Regions from separate parts of the Homo sapiens genome. Here region 1 is linked to region 2. A link is a loop called in an ENCODE intact Hi-C map of the cell type or tissue named here. Cell type or tissue: mammary epithelial cell. All regions are shown on one strand. Each heading gives the region's core, and the rest is flanking DNA. Links, peaks and the distances in the headings are about the cores only. Region 1 has its middle 42 kb from the start of CDYL-AS1. Region 2 has its middle 37 kb from the start of KU-MEL-3.

Region 1 (9,932 bases), core at 1,201-9,200, 85 kb before region 2:
ATAGCAGTTTCTTCTGTGAATTACTGCATGTATCATTTACTCATTTTTTTCTATTGTATTTTCTTTAAAGTTTATTTAAAATAATTTTAGCATGTTTTGTATATTAATGCTTTGTTTTTCGTGTTGCAAACACTTTCTTTTAGGCTTTTGACTTTTTACATTTTTTCTAAGATGTCTGTTATTGTGTTGAAGTTTTTAACTTTCATGTAATTCAATTTACGTTTTTAAACATTTGTCCGTTTTGGGTCTTATTTAAGAAACCATTTCCAGCTGGTGCGATGGCTCACACCTGTAATCCCAGCACTCTGGGAGGCCAAAGTGGGTGGATCATGAGGTCAAGAGATCGAGACCATCCTGGCCAACATGGTGAAACCCTGTCTCTACTAAAAATACAAAAATTAGCCAGGCGTGGTGGTGCATGCCTGTAGTCCCCCCTACTTGGGAGGCTGAGGCTATTTTTTTTTTTTTTTGAGACGGAGTTTTGCAACATGATCACGGCTCACTGCAACCTCCACCTCCCAGTTTCAAGGGATTCTCCTGCCTCAGCCTCCTGAGTAGCTGGGATTACAGGCATGTGCCACCATGCTGATTTTGTATTTTTAGTAGACACGGGGTTTCACCATGTTGGCCAGGCTGGTCTCAAACTCCTGACCTCAGGTGATTCACCCGCCTCAGCCTCCCAAAGTGCTGGGATTACAGGCGTGAGCCACTGCGCCTGGCCCCTTTTAATTTTTGTTGCAAATATTTCTTAAGTTTGTTATTTTTGGTCTGTGACGTGTTTTGCATCTTTTTTTGTGTGTGTAGTGAAATCTATCAATTTCCCCCATCGTTCCTTCTATTACTTTTATACTTAGAAAGCTTCTACTGTCTCAAATCAGTTAAAGTCACATATGGTTTCCTTTAGGAAAACTTTTAAAGTTGTCTTTACAACTTGTTTTTCATCATATAAAAAGATGTTTATTATTATTTTTAAAGACAGTACAAAGGAGTTTAACATGAAAAGACATTCCCTTCTTTTCCTCTCAATTTCCATCTCTACTCCCCAGAGGTAATCACTGTTAGCAGTTTCTCGGGTATCAATTCCAGAATATTTTGTGAATATCAAGCATAAACAGGAGTCACAGTAACAGACTATTTAGGGAACTCGTTCTGTCATCTCAGAGTTGCTTGTCCCATCAGTGTATTCTGTTTACCACTATATCGATAAACAAAGCACTTGAAACATGATAGATGTAATTTGTTGAATTAAGTGAATTAGCAGATGAGAAATTTCTGAGACTGTCTTTTGCAAAGAGAGGATTCATGTTTACTCCTTTTCAATGTTTCATGTGCACTTACTCTTAATGTCTATGCTCCTCCTGCTAAGTCTATGGGTTATGAGGGAAAAAAAAAGCTAAGTTGCTAATAAAGTGCGTAGCAGAAAAAAAAAAAAGCTGAGTAGCATTGGCTTTCATGTCTCTCCACTCCTAGGGAAGTTGCCAGGTGATTCTGCAAACCTCACCAAGAGGCCACCAAACCAGCCCTGCAGCCATGTCCCCTGCACCCTCCTGACCTATATAAGCAGAGGCCAGGAAGGCTGTGGGAGGATTCCCTGGAGCAGGCAGTAGTCAGTCTAGTGCAAGGGTTCTTTGTCTGTCCTTGGCAGGTTGCAAACATCAATGGGAAAAATATTCCATCCTTATTTTCACTATCCTCTAGCTGAAATGTTGCATTTCCCCCAATTATGAATGTACGCAACAAACTATAGTAGTACCAGCAACAACTGTAACTTAGTCTCTAGTAGAAAGCACACGTGTTTTCATATAACATACAGCTATTGCAGATATAGCAAAATACCTTTATACTCATCACTAGTTAGAAATCACTGTTAGACCTTGTTATACTATGTTTTAATAAAGCATCATCTAAGTGAAAGAAGCCAGACACAGAAGGACAAGCACTACATCATTTCACTTGAGAAATATAAAATAGTCAAACACATAGAAGCAAAGAGCAGAATGATGGTTGACAGGGGCTGGGGGAGTGGGAAACAGGAGGGCTTGGTCAAAGGGTACAACATTTCCCTTATACAAGTTCTAAAGAGCTACTGGAGAGCATGCTGTCTATAGTTAACAGAACTTGCATACTTGAGCATTTACCAAGAGGGTAGATCTTAACTGTTAGGTGCTCTCATCCCACCCCCCCCCATCACGTGCACACATGCACATAAATACAGAGGGCGGGGGAACCTTTTGGAGATGATGGATATGTTTATAACATAAATTGTGGTGATAGTTTCATGGGGGTGCACGTATACATTAAATATGTACAACTATTTTTTTTTTTGAGATGGAGTTTCGCTCTTGTTGCCCGTGCTAGAGTGCAGTGGAGCGATCTCAGCTCGCCGCAACCTCCACCTCCTGGGTTCAAGTGATTCTCCCACCTCAGCCTCCTGAGTAGTTGGGATTACAGGTGTGCACCACCAAGCTTGGCTAATTTTTTTGTATTTTTAGTAGAGATGGGGTTTCACCATGTTGGCCAGGCTGGTCTCGAACTCCTTTCCTCAAGCGATCCACCCACCTAGGCCTCCCAAAGGGCTAGGATTACAGCCATGAGCCACTGAGCCTGGCCTGAATAGGTACAGCTTTTTGTATGTCAATTATATCCTAATAAAGTGATTTTTTTTAAAAAGAAGCATTATTACTAGAGTACACATTTTCAAATGATTGTGATAACTGCATTTCAATGTAATTGATAACCTTTGTAGTCCTGTATATTTTATTTTATAAACTTAAAAACGTCCTTTTTTTTTTCTTTTTTTTGAGACAGAGTTTCGCTGTTGTTACCCAGGCTAGAGTGCAACGATGTAATGAATCTCAGCTCACCGCAACCTCCATCTCCCGGGTTCAAGCGATTCTCCTGCCTCAGCCTCCTAAGTAGCTGGGATTACAGGCATGCGCCACCACGCCCAGCAAATTTTGTATTTTTAGTAGAGACGGGGTTTCTCCATGTTGGTCAGGCTGGTCTTGAACTCCCGACCTCAGCTGATCCGCCTGCCTCGGCCTCCCAAAGTGCTGGGATTACAGGCATGAGCCACTGTGCCCGGCCAAAAACATCATTCTAAGGAGTCCACAGCTTCACCAGACCACCAAAGGGACCCAAGCACAGGACAGATGTAAAGGGAGAGTGTGGTGTGGGGCGATTCCCCTATGGGCTCTTCCTTGCCAGATGGACTCCAAGCTTGCCACTGGGAGAAACCAAGACCTACCTGTAAAGCGGGAGGCTGCTGTGCCCCGCTTTGCTCACTGCTCACGGAGATGCTGGGGTCTGAAGGCCCATCTGGTGCTGACACTAGCACAGAATAATGAGAAAGTTTCTGAGAGAGGTGGACCCATCCTCTTCCCCATCCCCATCTTCCCTCCATCCCCATCCCCCAACTTCCCATCCCTGTGCCCTCCCCTTCCTGAATTAGGAGTCTAACTGAACATAGAAACTGGTCTCTCCTTTTCATCTAGAGAATTCTGAATGCAAAAGTCTTGCTGCAGCAGCCCGTCCCAGCGGGATGAAGAGAAAGCAGACAGAGAGAGCAGCTACACTCTCCCCATCTGGAATGTGGAGTGGAAGGATGTGCTGTGGGCCAAGTGAATGCAGCAGACAGTGACTCAGGCCATCTGGCTGGTGACCCGCCCAAGGTGGCTGGCTGTCTGGTGGGGAGCCCCCTGCATCATGTGCCCCAGGCTGTGATGGGGAGAGCTGGCAGGAGCCTAGGAGTGGGACTCTGAGATGACCCAGTATGCATCAGACAACAGTGCCCTGGAGAGACCCTCAAAGGTCTCTTGAGCCCACACAAGGGGACCCTCCCAGAGAGAGAGTTTGACTGTCAGGACAGCTGCATGACTTACATAAAGGCACCTTTCCCCTAGTCCTTTCCCCTCCCTTCCCGACAACGCCAGAGGGGAAACAGCAGAGAGAGGGCTGGGCGTGGTGGCTCATGCCTGTAATCCCAGCACTTTGGGAGGCTGAGACGGATGGATCACCTGAGGCCAGGAATTCGAGACCAGCCTGGCCAACATGGTGAAACCCCATCTCTACTAAAAAATACAAAAATTAGCCATCACCTGTAATCCTAGCTACTTGGGTGGCTGAGGCAGGAGAATAGCTTGAACCCAGGAAGCAGAGGTTGCAGTGACACGAGATTGTGCCATTGCACTCCAACCTGGGTAACAGAGTGAGACTCTGTCTCAAGAAAAAAAAAAAAAAAGAAGAAGAAAAGAAAAGAAAAAGAAAAAGAAACTGCAGAGAGAGAGGAGAAGAGGAGTAAAATGCAGAAAGAGCAAACAGCCCACCTTCCAGAACAGGGACTGCAAGCCTGGCCTTAGGTGGACGGGAAAAGCCTTTAAACGAATATAAAATTAATCTTTGCCTTCACTTACTGAAATTTTCATACCTGAGATGGAGTCTTAATGACCAGAATGAAGTTTCTCTTAAAACTGAGTGACTAAAAGGCTGTCTGTTCAGCACAAGGAGTAAGGAAGGGGACAAAAGTTTGGAGATTTGGAGCCAGAGGTTGAAAAAAGTATTTCATGGTGTACACCAAACAATTTAGACTAGTCTTGTGTAATATTTATCCATTTGATCTCTGTCTTTTTAAAAACACATAACCACTCACTTTTTTCTTTTTTTTTTTTTTACTTTATCTGAGTCACATACATTTTTACGGTTTCATTTTTTTAAAAACATGTAACTTTTTAATCCAACTGGAATTGATTTTGCCATGCTGTGGCGGAACAGGGACATGGCTTTTACCCTGAGGTTAGGATTGCAATGTGTCCAGGAAAGCCCTGGATTGTCACTGCATGCCTACCTGGGGGGTTTCAGTGAAGAGTCACTGACATTCCTCTTGAAACTTGCAGGGCTCTGCTTGATCATCATCAGGCAGGCTACTGCTCAGGCCCTGGGGAAGGAGAGGAAAGCACAGCAGCTGAGTCACCGGGAGGGAGACACTCATGTGTATAGGGAATCTGTACCCAGAGCTGCGAGGGAACGTGCTTCCTGGCTCTGGGCCACACAGGCTGAACGGCAGTGGGAGGCTGACTGCCTTAGGTGGCTGAAGCAGAATGCTGAGGAATAGGATGGATTTGCTGACGTTTCTTGGAGGATCCGAAGTAGCTTTCACTGTTCCGCTCTCTCCCACTCTGCAGCGCCGCAGGGACTCCTCACCACCTCTGTTGTCCCTGTTCAGCCAAATACTCCATCTAATCCTCCTATCTCTGCCTGTCTTCCAGGCCGCTATCTTTTCTTTCATTTTCCTTTTCAAACTTGAATCTGTTTTCCTCCCTTTCATTTGCTTATCTATTGCTTTCTCCTTGTTTTTTCTTATTACCTTTTTTCCCCTCAAAATTGAAGGGATACTGAGAATTCCCCCCCAATCCCCCCCTCTTTTTTTTTAAAAAACAGGATCTCTCTCTGTTGCCCAGGCTGCAGTGCAGTGGTGCAACCAGAGCTCATTTGCTGCCTCAACCTCCCAGGCTCCAGCAAGCCTCCCACCTCAGCCTCCTGAGTAGCTATGACTGCAGGCATTCACCACTATGCCCAGTGAATTTTTTATTTTTTAATGTTTTTGTAGAGATGGGGTCTTGCTATGTTGCTCAGGCTGGTCTTGAATTTCTTGCCTCAAGTGATCCTCCAGCCTCTGCCTCCCAATGTGCTGGGATTACAGGCATAAGCCGCAGTGCCCAGACATTTCTTCCCATTAAATTAAATTAATTAATTAATTTAGAGACAGGGTCTGGCTCTGTTGCCCAGGCTGGGGTGCGGTGGCACAATCAGAGCTCACTACATTTGCAATCTCTGGGGCTCAAGCAATCCTCCCGCCTCAGCCTCCTGAGTAGCTGGAACTACAAGCATGCACCATCATGCTTAGCTAATTTTTGTACTTTTTGTAGAGACAGGATCTTGCTATGTTGCCCAGGCCAGTCCCAAACTCCTTGGCTCAAGTGATCCTCCTGTCTCAGCCTCCCAGAGTGCTGGGATTACAGGGATGGACCACCATGCCCAGTCATTTTTTCCTATTTTAAATCAACTCTACATATTACTTTTAAATTATCACATATTTAAAATTTGTATTTCACACATACAAGAGAATATATTATAAAATAAAATGACCTCATGTAATTGACACCGAAAAGAAATAAAACATTACCATCTTCCCCCTCCTTCCACAGATTACTAGTCCCTTGAATTTTCTTGCATATTAATTTTTGCAGGAGGCAATGATTTCTTTTTTTTTTTTGAGACAGAGTCTTTCTCTGTCACTCAGGCTGGAGTGCAGTGGTGCGATGTTGGCTCACTGCAACCTGCATCTCGGCTCACTGCAACCTCTGCCTCTGGGGTTCAAGTGATTCTCCTGCCTCAGTCTCCTGAGTAGCTGGGATTACAGGTGCATGCCACCGCATCTGGCTAATTATTGTATTTTTAATAGAGATGGGGTTTCACTATGTTGGCCAGGCGCTGGTCTCGAACTCCTGACCTCAAGTGATCTGCCTACCTCAGCCTCCCAAAATGCTGGGATTACAGGCATGAGCCACCATGCCCGGCCAGGAGGCAACATTTCAAGACATGTTTTTTGGATCCATAATGGAAGGGGATGAGACACAGAGGGAGCCAGGGGCACCTGACATAGACCCTGGAATTCTTACCATTTGAATTAGATCATGATAGCCCCTTTAAAAGGCATGCTGGCTATTTAGGTAGTTTAATACACTAGCACCCTTTAATACTGTAAGAAGGATTTATGTCTTAACTACTCATAAAGATGAAAATAGGTTGGGAGATCCATGATTTATGTGAACACTTCATGTGAAAAAACCTGGAGGCTTCAGTTAGCTACGAGATTTATATAAGCTGAAGGTGTTAAGTGGTCTTGAAAAAGACAAATACAATCGTACAATGTATTACCAGAAGTGTAACGTTCCGGACACAGGAGAAGTCAAGCAATGGAGTATTCGCACTAGTCAGGATAGCACACTCAATGCTGAGCATCGTTACGGAATGAGCAAAGGAATACCTGCACTTGTTCCAGGCCCAGACGTTGAAAACATGCAAAGAAGCAGCAAACAACAGTGGACCGGTAATCTCATCATTCCAAACAACCACTTTTAACTTTTTTTGGAAATATTTTTCCAGGATATTTGCTAAATAGGTGTTAAAAACTAAGAGGGAGAGCAAGGCGGAATGTGTGCAGAGGAAAGTCACCAGAACGGGGTGGTGAGTGAGGCATGGAATTGCAACTGTGTAAAGAGCTATGTCAGGCGAGGGAGGGAGGCCAACTCTTCTGTGTTGTTTCAGAGAATACTATTGGAATCACAGAGATAGGGAGGACCCTGCAAGGGGATGCTGAAAGAGGTATGTTCTTTTTTTTTTTTTTTTTTTTTTTTTTGAGATGGAATTTCGCTCTTGTTGCCCAGGCTGGAGTACAATGGCGCAATCTCGGCTCACTGCAACCTCCGCCTCCTGGGTTCAAGCGATTCTTCTGCCTCAGCCTCCTGAGTAGCTGGGATTATAGGCATGCACCAGCACGCCAGGCTAATTTTGTATTTTTAGTAGAGACGGGGTTTCACCATGTTGGTCAGGCTGGTCTTGAACTCCTGACCTTGTGATCTGCTCGCCTCAGCCTCCCAAAGTGCTGGGATCACAGGCATGAGCCACCGTGCCTGGCCAGTCTTCACATTTCCTTGACTCTTCACTCTGCTTCTGTAGGAGAACTCAGCTTAGCTCATGAACAAGACTTTAAAATGGACTTGCTGAGCAGGAAGACATTTGGTGCCAGTACTGGAACCGTTACGCTTTGCCTCCAAAGAATTTCCTTCCCTCACTTGGAAGCATGTAAATGACATTACCTAATTATAGAATCTCAGAAAAACACAGAATTAAGTCTCCATGGTTGCTTCTGTAGTTTACCCCCAGCAAAGGTTTGTAATCTCAGGCTGGTTTCACTGTGCCACCCAGAACCCACCTTTATCATTTTCCAGACTACCAGTGGTTGGAGACACTTGTTCTGGTAATATCTCCAGCAAAGCCTCATCAGAAAAAATATATTTCTTATAAGAAAATTGTCTGATCCTTTCAGAATAGAAAAGCTTTTGGGTTTTTGGATGTTTCAAGGTACCTGTACTATTGTCTCTACCTTTTTTTTTGAGACACAGTCTCACTTTATGGCCCAGGCTGGAGTGTAGTAGCGTGATCGTGGCTCACTGCAACCTCCACTTCCCAGGCCCAAGTGATTCTCCCACCTCAGCCTCCTGAGTAGCTGGGACCACATACATGCACCACCATGCACAGCTAATTTTTGTATTTTTTGTAGAGACAGGATTTCACCCTGTTGCCCAGGCAGGTCTCAAACTCCTGACCTCAAGTGATCCACCCGCCTTGGCCTCCCAAAGTGCTGGGATTACAGACATGAGCCACCATGCCCAGCCTCCACCTTTTAATCCTAATCAAAATGTGATTTGGTCATTGTTTTTTTTAGATGATGGATTTCTAATTACTTAAGGAATGGGCCTTCTGCATGTGAGCATGTGAGGACTTCTCGGATCCATGCCTAGGTGTGACAAATATTCTCTTCTCTAAAGCAATGTATAACCTGGGAGTAATCCCAGTTGGTCTGGGCTTTAGATTTGCCAGAGGTCTGAGAAGGTATCAAGGTCTAGAAATGTGGATGTGGCTTTTGCATGCTCAGTCGACTTGTTGATTCTGGTGTGTGTATATGCACGCAAAGTTTCAGAGAAAATAGATCGGAAAAAGGCTTGAAAACAGCCTGAGCAAAAACAGGCTGTAGGGCCTCTTTAGGACCTTGCCGGATGCCAGCACAAGGGATAGTCTGTTTGGGGGAATTTCAGGGGTGGAAAAAAGATGCTACAGAGCTGGGTTTGTGTGTTTGGAGAAGAGGGAATTTTATCCCACTCTGTTGTTGACCTGCTGACTCTGTGCTGTAATTGATGAGTTTCTGTGCCTGACTACCACACTGGGCTGAGTAGGCAGAGAGAAGACATTAAATAAGGGTTAAGTTGAATTGGTTTGATCCTAAGAGGGAGACTGGGACCTGGGAGGAAAGATCTTTGGGAAGGCATGTGCTGGGACTGGGCTTGGGAAGTAGAACCCAGACCAGCCTGAAGCCTGGGTACACCCTGGTATGTACTAAATTAGTGGAATGGCATGGAACTGTGCAAATAGTTAAAGCTGGATTGTAGAGAAGTCATTGTTCCACTTCAGATGGCCAACTGACCTTGAGAACCGGAGTGGGCACAATATGGCAAAGTGCACAGAAAGGGCTCTGAGCCCATGACATCGCTTTGAAGGATGACACTTTCTGATCTCTTTACAACCAAAAGCAGAAAGCTACCCTGGTCACTGAAGCCCTCTGTCCAGGGGCTTGCTGGAATTCCTCGACAAGTGTCCAGTAAAATGGACTTCCTTTCCCTTTAATAAGCAAGAGTCCAAGATTCCTCATCAGGTGTGCAGGGGAATCTGTCCTTTCTGGGGACCTCTGAAGAGTTTAATTAACTGATTTCTCAGTGCCTGGCTTTCATCATCTTTTCCATTTTTCAGTTCAGCCACTAGTGTTCAGGACCTGGAAGCAATAATTGGAAATGTTCTAGAAGCAAGCGGGACGGAAGAGGAAGCCCATGCAAGGATGGGGGAGTGAAGAGGAGGAACCTGAGGCTGAAGAGCCACATGCAGCAGGGAAGCCCACACTGGGGATAGAGGCTTGGGAATGCCCTGGCACAGGCAGTGGCCTCAGGGGTGGTGGCTTCAGGGGTGAGCCCGAGGCAAAGTCCTCCTAAGCAGCCAGTCAATTGGCTCAGATGTGGATCAGCCTACGGCTAATCATCCACAAGCAAGCTTAATTTTGCTGGGTGTGACCAGAGATAAAAGAAGTAACAGTCCCAGTCATT
Region 2 (9,932 bases), core at 873-8,872:
TCCATGGGTTCTAAATCTATGGATTCAGCCAACCATGGATCAAAAATATTTGGGCAAAAACATTGTGTCTGTACTGAACATGTATAGACTTATTTTTTCTTGCCATTATTCCCTAAACAATACACCATGACAATGATTTTTGTTTACACTGTACTAGGTATTATATGTAATCTAGAGATGATTTAAAGGATATGGGAGGATGTGGGTAAATACTATGCCATTTTATATCTGGGACTTGAGCATCAGAGGATTTTGGTATGCAAGTAAGGTCCCAGATCCATTCCCCACGGACTACATAACTATAGTCTTTTGAGCGTGATCTCTTTTATTGAGCATAATGTTTTTGAGATTCATCCATGTTGGTGCATATACCAGCCATATATTCTTTTTTACTGCTATATATTGTTCCACTCTATGACTGTATCATAGTTTATCCATTCATCTATTGAAGGAAACTTGGGTGGGTTCTTTCCAGTTTGGGGCGATTAATGATAAAGCTGCTATGAACATTTGTGTCTATGACTTTATGTGAACATACATTTTCATTTCCTTTAAATAAATGGATAGGAATGGAATTGTTAGGTCATATAGTAAATATAAGATTAACTTTATAAGAAACTGCCAAGCTTCTTTCCAAAATGGTTGTACCATTTTACATGCATATCAAAATATATGAGAGTTCCAGTTGCTCCATTGCTTGTCAACACTTGGGATTATCAGGTTTTTTAAATTTTAGCTAATTTAATGCATATGTTGTGATATCTCATGGTATTTTTAAATTACTTTTTTTGGAATAATGTGTTGAATATCTTTTCATTTGCTTGTAAACTTTTGTATATCTTCTTTTTTGAAGTGTTTATTCAAGTCTTTCCCCTATTAAAAAAATGGGTTGTTTATATTGTTGAATATAACAATGAATGTAATAGTTGTTACGTAATCTGGATACAATTTTTTTCTCAAATGTACATTTTCAAATATTTTCTCCCATTCTGTGGTTTGCCTTTTTTTGTAAACATTGTCTTCAGAAGAATAGTGGTTTTAATTTTGATAAAGTTCCACATATTAATACTTTCTTTTATGGTTAGTGGTTGTTATGTTCTGTATGTGAGATATTTGTTAGATTGAGATTGGATATGTTTTCTTCTGGATGTTTTATAGTGTTATCTTTTACATTTAAGTCTATGGGTTAACATTTGTGTATGGTTTGAGGTAAGGGTCATAGGATATCTGATTGTTCCAGCACAATTTATTTGAAAATACTGTCTTTGAGCCATTGGCTTACCTTGTCACTTTGGTTGAAAATTAGTTGGGCATGTACATGTGAGTCCACTTCTAGACTCCCTAATCAGTTTTTTTGATCCATGTGTCTGTCTATATACCAATAGCTCATTACCTTGATTATTGTAGCAGTTTAGTAAGATTTAAAATCAGGTAGTGTTAAATCCTCAGACTTTTTTCTTTTCCAAAATTGCACTATTCTAGATGCTTTAAATTTTCATATAAACTTTAGAATCAGTTTGTCAATTTCTACAAAAAAATTCCTTTTTTGAGTCTAAAGATCAGTTTGGAAATAACTGACATTTTATAACTATTGAGTCTTCTTATCCATGAATATTATTTATTTCTCCATTTATTTGAGTCTTTTTATATCTCTCTGCTATGTTTCATGCTTTTCAGCATACACATCTTGATTATATTTTGTTAAGCTTATCATTAGGTATTTCAGGTATTTAATTTTTGTGTGTGCGTGTTGTAAATGTGAAGTTAAAATTTTTTTTTTATTTTCCAATTGTTTGGAAATACTGTTGATATTTAAATATTAACAGTATCTTGCAACTTTGCTAAGCCTTCTTATTAGTTTTAGTAATTCTAGTAGCTTTTTCATATTTCTCTTAAGATTTTCTATATAGACAATCATGTCTACAAATAAATAGTTTTTCTTCTTTTCCAATTTGGATGACTTTATTTGCACTGGCTGTGCCTTCTAGTACAATGTTGAATAGGAGTAGTTGAGAGTGACTATCCTTGCTCTGTTCCTCATCTCGGGGGAAATGTCCTGTCTTTCACCATTAAGTGTGATGTTAGCTGTAGGTTTTTCATAGATTTAAAAAAAAATCAGATTGAGAAAGTTCATTTTTGCTGAGAGTTTTTATCATGAATGAATGTTAAATTTTGCCAAATGCTTTTTCTGTGTCTATTGAGATGATCATAGGGTTTTACTTTTATTTTATTAATATGATGAATTACATTGATTAATTTTCAAATGTTAAACTAATCTTAAATTCCTGAGATAAATCCCACTTGATCATGATATATTATCCTTTTAAAATATTGTTTGATTTGTTTTGCTCATATTTTATTAAGAATTTTTGCCTTTATGTTCATGAAGAATATTAGCTATAGTTTTATTTTCTTTTAATGTCTTTGTTTTTAGTATCAGGGCAATACTGGCCTCATAAAATGGATGGGAAATGTTCCTTGATTCCTATTTTATAAAAATATTTGTATAGGATAGGTATTATTTCTTACTTAGGTATTTGTTAGAATTCATAAGAGAAGCCATCAAGACCTGGATTTATAATTGTGAGAAGATTTTAAATTACAATTGAATTTGTTTAATAGATATAAAGCCTTATCATATTTTATATTTCTGCTTGTGCCAGTTTTGGTAATCTGTATCTTTTGAGCAATGTGACCACTTATGCAATTTTTCAAATTCATTGGCATATACGTGTGTATATTCTTCCCTATATCGTTCTTTTAATATTTGTAGGATCTGTGATGATGTTCTCTCTTTCATTCCTGATTTTGGTAATTTGTGTCTTCTTGCTCAGTCTAGAGTCTTTGTGATTTTATTAATCTTCTCAAAGAGCCAGCCTTTGGTTTCATTGGTTATCTCTATTGTTTGCCATTTTTGGTTTCTTTTTACAGGAGAGGAAATAGTAGTGATAGTTTACCCTTTGTCTCAGTGGTAAACAATATTAGATAACCATAACAATGTTAATACCGACTCAGGAACACATGACTCATGATTATGATGTAACCCCATTTTGGAGTATGAGGAAAATGGAGGAGGAGAAGTAGTTTATGAAAACAATATCCTTATCTTTCTAATAGGAAGTCAATAATACACTAAAATAGATTAATCAACAAGTTGCAGAATAAACGTATCATTTTGAAATGTGAACGTAAATACTGGAAGAAAGAGAGGAAGGAAAGGAAAATGGTAGTATTCAGCAAGAAAATTGGGGAGTTAGGTCAGAAACTTTTTTTTTTTGTATTGAGTATTTGACAAAATATATGAGTGTTATTATGTTGATAAAATAAAAATTAATCTAACACTTCAGTATCAGAATGGGAAAAAGTATGGCTGGAAAACAAGGTTTTCCGAGCCTGGGAGAGGTTACAGACATGATCTCGGGGAATATGCCGTGACTTTGAGTAGTGTGGAAAGCCGCCTTTTATTTTCAGTTAGTTAAAAAAATTCTGCATTTGTTGTATTCTGATGGAATTATTATAAATGTGAAGTTATAAAGCCTGTTGTAATTGAATGAGGAATTGCCACATAAATATGTCCTTAACATCATATTAGATAGTTCTTTACAGTTTTCAAGGAGATTTCATATACATTGCCTTCTTTAAACCTCACTTTAGCTCCGTGAGCCCAGTGTTATTATAGACAGCATCTTCAGTTTGTAGCTGTGTTTCAGCTAAAAGATCTGCTGAGGGTCACACTGGTGGTAAGTACCTGGGGATGGACTACAAACTCATCACTGTCACTAAGAACTCCATAATATACATAGTTGAATCACAAAACAATTTTAAACATGTTGATTTATTTATCTGCTTGTTTTCATAACTATAACCTGATGACTTGAACAGTTGGTAGCAGGATAGAACATATATTGATGTTGCTTTGAATACATTTCAATATCTGTGCAGCAATTACTTGCTGTGTGACCTTGGGAACATTATTTAATTTATCTGAGCCTCTTTTTCTCCACCTGAAAAAGGATATTACTACCTTTCTCATAAGGTTGTTCTTCAGAGTTAACGTAAGTAAAATGCTTATGACAGTACCTAGAAGTTAGTATGGACTCAATAATTGCTTAATATTAGATCATTTTTGTTAACTATACAAATAACTAAGATTATTTGATAATTACTGCCTGCTATCTTTTGTATGAGAACCGCAATACTGCCTCACTATCAAATGATGATATTGAGTTCTCCTAGTGAAATGCTCAGTTAAAAAAGTGACACGTTCATATGTGAACATCAAAGTTAAACTGAAATTACTTTAAAAATTAATTTACTTTTGAAGATCACCTTCCTAGTAATGTGAGTCACTAAGAATCTGAGTACATAGATATAAATCCTGCTTTTGTAAGATAGCATATATGCAGAGAAAAATGTGGATAAGTACATATCAAACAGTTGACAGTGGTTATCTCTAAGGATTGGGATCATGGTAGGGGTGCATTGATCTAATTTATTTATTGTTTTTAGTGCTTTTTTAAAAAATAGAAAGCATATACTGCTTTTATTATCTGAAAAAATATGATTTAAAAATGTTTATGTAAAAAACAAGCCTTACAGAAATCACAGCCTTATCAGAAATGTTTGACATGACTTGCCCCACACCGGCTTCTAGTGAAATGCTCTGAGATCTCCCTGAGGATTGACATCCCGCTGACAGGTCTCTAGTTCTAGGATTTCCAAAGGTACCGATGAACCACTTGTACCATAGAATTTGCATCTGGTTTCCACGTAGGAGGTGTGTTCTGTGGGGCTCCCTGGGCTTGGTAGGCAAAACATTTTAGGAACAGAGAAAATGTGTTGGCTTTAAAGAAGAGATTTCACTGCTGGTCTTTCCAGCTATGACCTGTGACCGGCTGTGGGCATTACTGTAGTCAAAGCCATTTTAGTTAAACATATTTATAAGCAGAGTTAAAAAGGGACTGTGGCTGCTATCTCACACCCCAAGATGACATTCAAGCTTTGCGTTTTCAGTTATTCCTAAAGTTATTTCTAAAACCAATGCTGCACTCAATTTTAGTCTCTCTCTCTCTCCCCTTCCTGCCCATCCGGGGTCTAGCCAAAGCTCCCTTCCTCAACTCCAGCTCCATCTCTCCAGGTTTTCCCTCTGCCCGGTTCTCCCGGGAGCGAGAGGGGGTGGGGACAGGCGGCTTTGGCGTCAACAGCAGCACGAGCTGCGGCTTCCTGCCTCCCCAGGCGGCTTCGGTTCCAAGGGTGCCTGGCTGCCTAGCGTCCCGCAGTGTCCAGGGCTTTCAGACCTCACCTAAGGTCCTAAAGATGTCCTCATTCTCCAGAATGGCACTGCCTCTACCAAGGAGGACACTTTGAAGTGTTGGTCCTGGCTACAGGCGCCCTCTGCTACTGACTGGTACCTGTGAGTCTATATAAAAGCCATAGAGCCAATTCCTCACACCCTCAGCAAATGAAACCTGCCCGTGGGATGCCCTTTGGCTTTTATTTCACGAGTGATCAGAAGCTGGCTACCGCCCTGGTGGCAAGTGTGAGCTTACTGTCACTTACTGTCTGGGCAGCAGTTTATGACATCTGTATGGTTTTAACTCTCAACCTTTACACTCTCTTGAATAACAAACTTGAAAAGAGATGACTCCCGGGAAGAACCTCCCCAATTTTGTTGTTGTTGTTTGTTTGTTTTTCTTCTTTGAGATGGACTCTGACTCTGTTGCCCAGGCTGGAGTGCAGTGGCGTGATCTCGGCTCACTGTAACCTCTGCCTCCTGGGTTCAAGTGATTCTCCCACCTCAGCCTCCCAAGTATCTGGGATTACAGGCACCCGCCATCATGCCCAGCTAATTTTTGTATTTTGTATTTTTAGTAGAGATGGGGTTTTGTCATGTTGGCCAGGCTGGTCTTGAACTCCTGACCTCAGGTGATCCACCTGTCTAGGCCTCCCAATGTGCTGGGATTATAGGGCCAAGAACCGCCTTTCACAGGAATTGAGAACATTTAAAAAGGATGTCATAGGCCATGTTCCGAAGAAAGGGAACCTTATGAGATTATTGATGACAGATTCTGAGGAATTAGCTGAGCTTTCTGATGGGTCATCAGAAATGTGGGTGGGAGACAAAGGCTGTTCCAAAGTGTTCCAGGCCAAGGTCAGAGCAAAACTCGTGCATGTGTTGGGTATCTGGCCCCATTCGAGGTTGCTTTGGCCGGACGTGGTGGCTGACGCCTGTAATCCCAGCACTTTGGGAGGCTGAGGTGGGCAGATCACGAGGTCAGGAGTTAGAGACCAGCCTGGCCAACACAGTGAAACCCCGTCTCTACTAAAGATACAAAAATTAGTTGGGTGTGGTGGTGTGCGCCTGTAGTCCCAGCTACTCGGGAGACTGAGGCAAGAGAATTGCTTGAACCCAGGAGGTGGAGGTTGCAGTAAGCCGAGATTGTGCCACTGCACTCCAGCCTGGGTGACAAAGTGAGACTCTGTCTCAAAAAAAAAAAAAAAAGTAATGATGATAACAATAATCAACTAATGTTTACTGGATACCTGCTATGTGCATGACCTTACTCATTTGGGTCTCACCACAAGCCTAGGCGAAGAAGCCCAAAGCACGTGCCATCCAACATCCCCTAGTCTAGTCCTTATGCTTGCTCTGATGAGATGAGCACAAGGCTGGCTGCAGAGGAGAAAGTTCTTTCCAAGGCTTAAGGTACCCTTTATGTCCTCAGCCTTTATTGAGGGTTGGTGTGAGAAACAGCCCTGTGACAAACATCTCTGAAGGTGTTCTTTATCTGTTATTGACTGCGGTCCATTTCCTTGTCTAGTGGCTTTAAAAGAAAACCATATGTCATAAATTCCTTTGGGAGTTAAAGGTTGTTTCTCTTGATGGTTTTTTGTGCTTCCTTTCATTAGACGGATGTCTTGGTCTAAGGCCTAGAGATTCTGATTCAGTGCGTTTGAGTAGGGTGAGATGACCAGACTTTGAAGATGCCCCCTCCCTTTGAGTCCGAGGCACAGCCAGGGCTAGGAACCCCTCCTGTGGCTCTTGGTCAGCTCCCCCTGTAGTCCCTGATTGGGATCACAGAGCTAAGATTTGTGCTCCTTTTACCTAGGTTTTCTGACAGAATTTTTGCACCCTTTTCATGTCTTGTCTCTTTTCTTGTCTCTTGTCTCTTGCTGTTTTGCTTCCCTTCCCTTAATATTTTTAGAATTCATATATCATTTATTGTAAAATACCTTGTCTGCTTTCAGCATAAAACCAAATGAATGAAAGAATGGGTGTCATTCTCCACCTAAAGTTTCCAACAGGATTTTCCTTAAAACACCTCCTTATTCTTTCTTTCTGTCATTCTTTCACCTACTTTGCTGTTTTTAATTAATTGCTTGACAAAGTAAACATTTATTTACTTTTGAAAGACACTAATGTATTCTAAAGGGAAACTGGCTCCCTCTCAAATGTCTGGAGCCATCATAATTGTGAAGAGACACTGTTCCAGGAGAAGTAGTTCAACCTTGAGATAATGAGAGGGTTGTCTGGAGAGGACCATAATGAGTTCAAAGGAAGGTGCTGGAATAAATGCAGACACAGAGGTTGTTAATGCAATGTAGAGATTGTCTCATCTCATGGCCCTCCCACCCCATTCCACTGATGTCAGTTTAGTTACTTCCCTTGCTTGCGGTATGTCAACATGCAGCAATTATTTTGTTTTTGTTAACAATGATAGGACTTCAGTGCGATGAACTTGGCCTGCATCCCTGAATGCTGCATTTACAACCAGCTTTCCTTGCTTGACAGCAGACTTCATTGAATAAAAAGAGGCAACTCCAAAGGTTATTGCAAGATTACAGCATAGCAGGTCTGGACAAAGGCACTGTGGAATGTGGGAGGATGACTGACTGGGGCCTGGAGGAAGTGACATTGGCTTCAGTGGGGCACTGTAGAGTCACATAGTAATGCACATGTGACCAGCTGCAGGTGTTTGCTTGATCCTATCTTCTACATAAGAAAAAGAACTTTAAAAAAATCATTTAGTGTGACAAAGGCTTCAGTACCATCAGATTATTAAAATTATCCTACTGATGGAATGGTTTTTAAATTAAATTTTGTGTAATGTTGACAAACCTCTATCAATATAGCAGGTTTCATCTGCTGCTAATCAGCATAAGTGACTTACAACTAAGTTAATCAGCCATTTTCATTCCAGAGGTTGATCTTAATCCAACTGTTTATTAATAATTCGAGTGCCCCTCTCTCTGTTTTCTGAAGGAATCGGTTGTTTATACTTTTCAAGTCCCTGCTCCAGGTTAACTTTCTTTTTCTTTTTTTTTTTTGAGATGGAGTCTTACTCTGTAGCCCAGGCTGGAGTGCAGTGGCATGATCTTGGCTCACTGCAACCTCCGCCTCCTGGGTTCAAGCGATTCTCCTGCCTCAGCCTCCCAAGTAGCTGGGATTACAGGCGCATGCCACCACGCTCAGCTAATTTTTGTATTTTTAGTAGAGACAGGGTTTCACTGTGTTAGCCAGGATCCGGGTAAACTTTCACACTAGATGGTATCACTGTCTTTTGGAAATTTACCACTGAACTGGGATGATACACCACGTAGGAAAAAATCATTAGCAATACAAAGCAGTGTAAGTTAGCAGTGCTAACAGGTGGTAGAAACCCAAGTTGTCAGGAATTGAGAAGCAGGCATGACCACATGGGTTGGGGAGAGGAGGGAGTGATTCCCTAGAGATGGCACCTAGTCTATGGGAAAGCCACATCTTTGTATGCTGTAGGAACCCTCTTCTCCAGCCATGGTGGCCATGCATCTGTGGAATTTTCCTTTCCTGCTTACCACCACACCTTTGCCAGTATGATTTTTTCCACCTAAAATGTCTAACCTTTTTGTTCACTTAACACAATTCTCCCCAAGTTTCGAAACTCAGGTTGTGGAGGTCCTTGACTGTGTGGCTTGGAAATGTGCACTTTCTGTTGTTGGAAATCACTACCTACTATTGAATGAGATTGTGAAATGATACACATGAACCCTAGCTGTGTTATAAGAAGAGAATTGTTTCCAGACATGCAATACAATGGGCCTGTGCCTCCTGTTTACTCATTTGTTGTCACAACAGCCCGGTAGTGTGTTGACAGATATGAAGGAACACATCTCACACATGAGCGTGAAAACCCAACCATCAGCTTATGAACTACAAAAGGATTATTATTTATTGTTTTTCTCTTGGACATCTGAGAAGGGGCTAAAGAGTTCACAACCAAACCTGGTTGCATTGTGCTTTGCTTTATTGCACTTTGCAGATAGTACGTTTCTTACAGATTGAAGTTTTGTGGCAACCCTGTGTGGGGCAAGTCTATCAGCATGATTTTTCCAGCAGCCTTTGCTCACTTTGCGTCTCTGTGTCATAGTTTGGCAATTCTCACAACATTTCAAACTTTTCCATCATTATAATATCTGTTCTGGTGATCTGTAATGTTACCATTGTAATTGTTTTGGGGGGCCACGAACTATGCCCATAGAAGATGATGAATGTAATTCACAAATGCTGTGTGTGTTCTGACCCCTCCACCAGCCTGCTGTTCTCCCACCACTGTCCCTTTTCTTGGGCCTTCCTATTCCCTGAGATACAATGATGTTGAAATTAGGCCAATTAATAACCCTACAGTGGCCTCTAAGTGTTCAAGTGAAAGGAAGAGTTTCATGTCTCTTATTTTAAATCAAAAGGTAGAAATGATTAAGCTGAGATAGCTGAAAGCTAGGCTCTTGTGCCCGAGAGTTAGCCAACTTGTGAATGCAAAGAAAAAGTTCTTGAAGGAAATTAAAAGTGCTACTCTAGTGAACACACAGATGATAAGAAAGCAGAACAGCCTTATTGCTGATATGGAGAAAGTTCTAGTGGTCTGGATAGAAAATCAAACCTGTCACCACATTTC

The links. A loop is a pair of places that touch in the nucleus more often than their neighbours do. Peaks named below come from ENCODE experiments on the same cell type or tissue, not always from the same donor. Only the 100,000 strongest peaks of a DNase experiment are listed, where the experiment ranks them.
Region 1: a loop joins it to region 2, with 2.8 times the contacts of the local background. A loop is called at or near these places in 2 of 110 quality-filtered maps.

What each region holds. Positions count from the first base shown.
Region 1 is chr6:4,728,160-4,738,091 of GRCh38, reverse strand. It overlaps a transcript of CDYL not described here. Among named protein-coding and RNA genes, the nearest start is that of CDYL-AS1, 42 kb to the left of the region's middle. RefSeq lists a silencer at 2,917-3,115 and enhancers at 4,296-5,185, 5,186-6,076. In mammary epithelial cell, for the core only: no CTCF peak of the experiment used is centred there; DNase peaks (open chromatin) are centred at 3,631 and 4,951; H3K4me3 peaks cover 258 bases; H3K27ac peaks cover 1,028 bases.
Region 2 is chr6:4,643,032-4,652,963 of GRCh38, reverse strand. It overlaps the pseudogene LOC124901549. Among named protein-coding and RNA genes, the nearest start is that of KU-MEL-3, 37 kb to the right of the region's middle. RefSeq lists a silencer at 5,015-5,309 and an enhancer at 5,015-5,309. In mammary epithelial cell, for the core only: no CTCF peak of the experiment used is centred there; DNase peaks (open chromatin) are centred at 5,163 and 7,853; H3K4me3 peaks cover 458 bases; H3K27ac peaks cover 391 bases.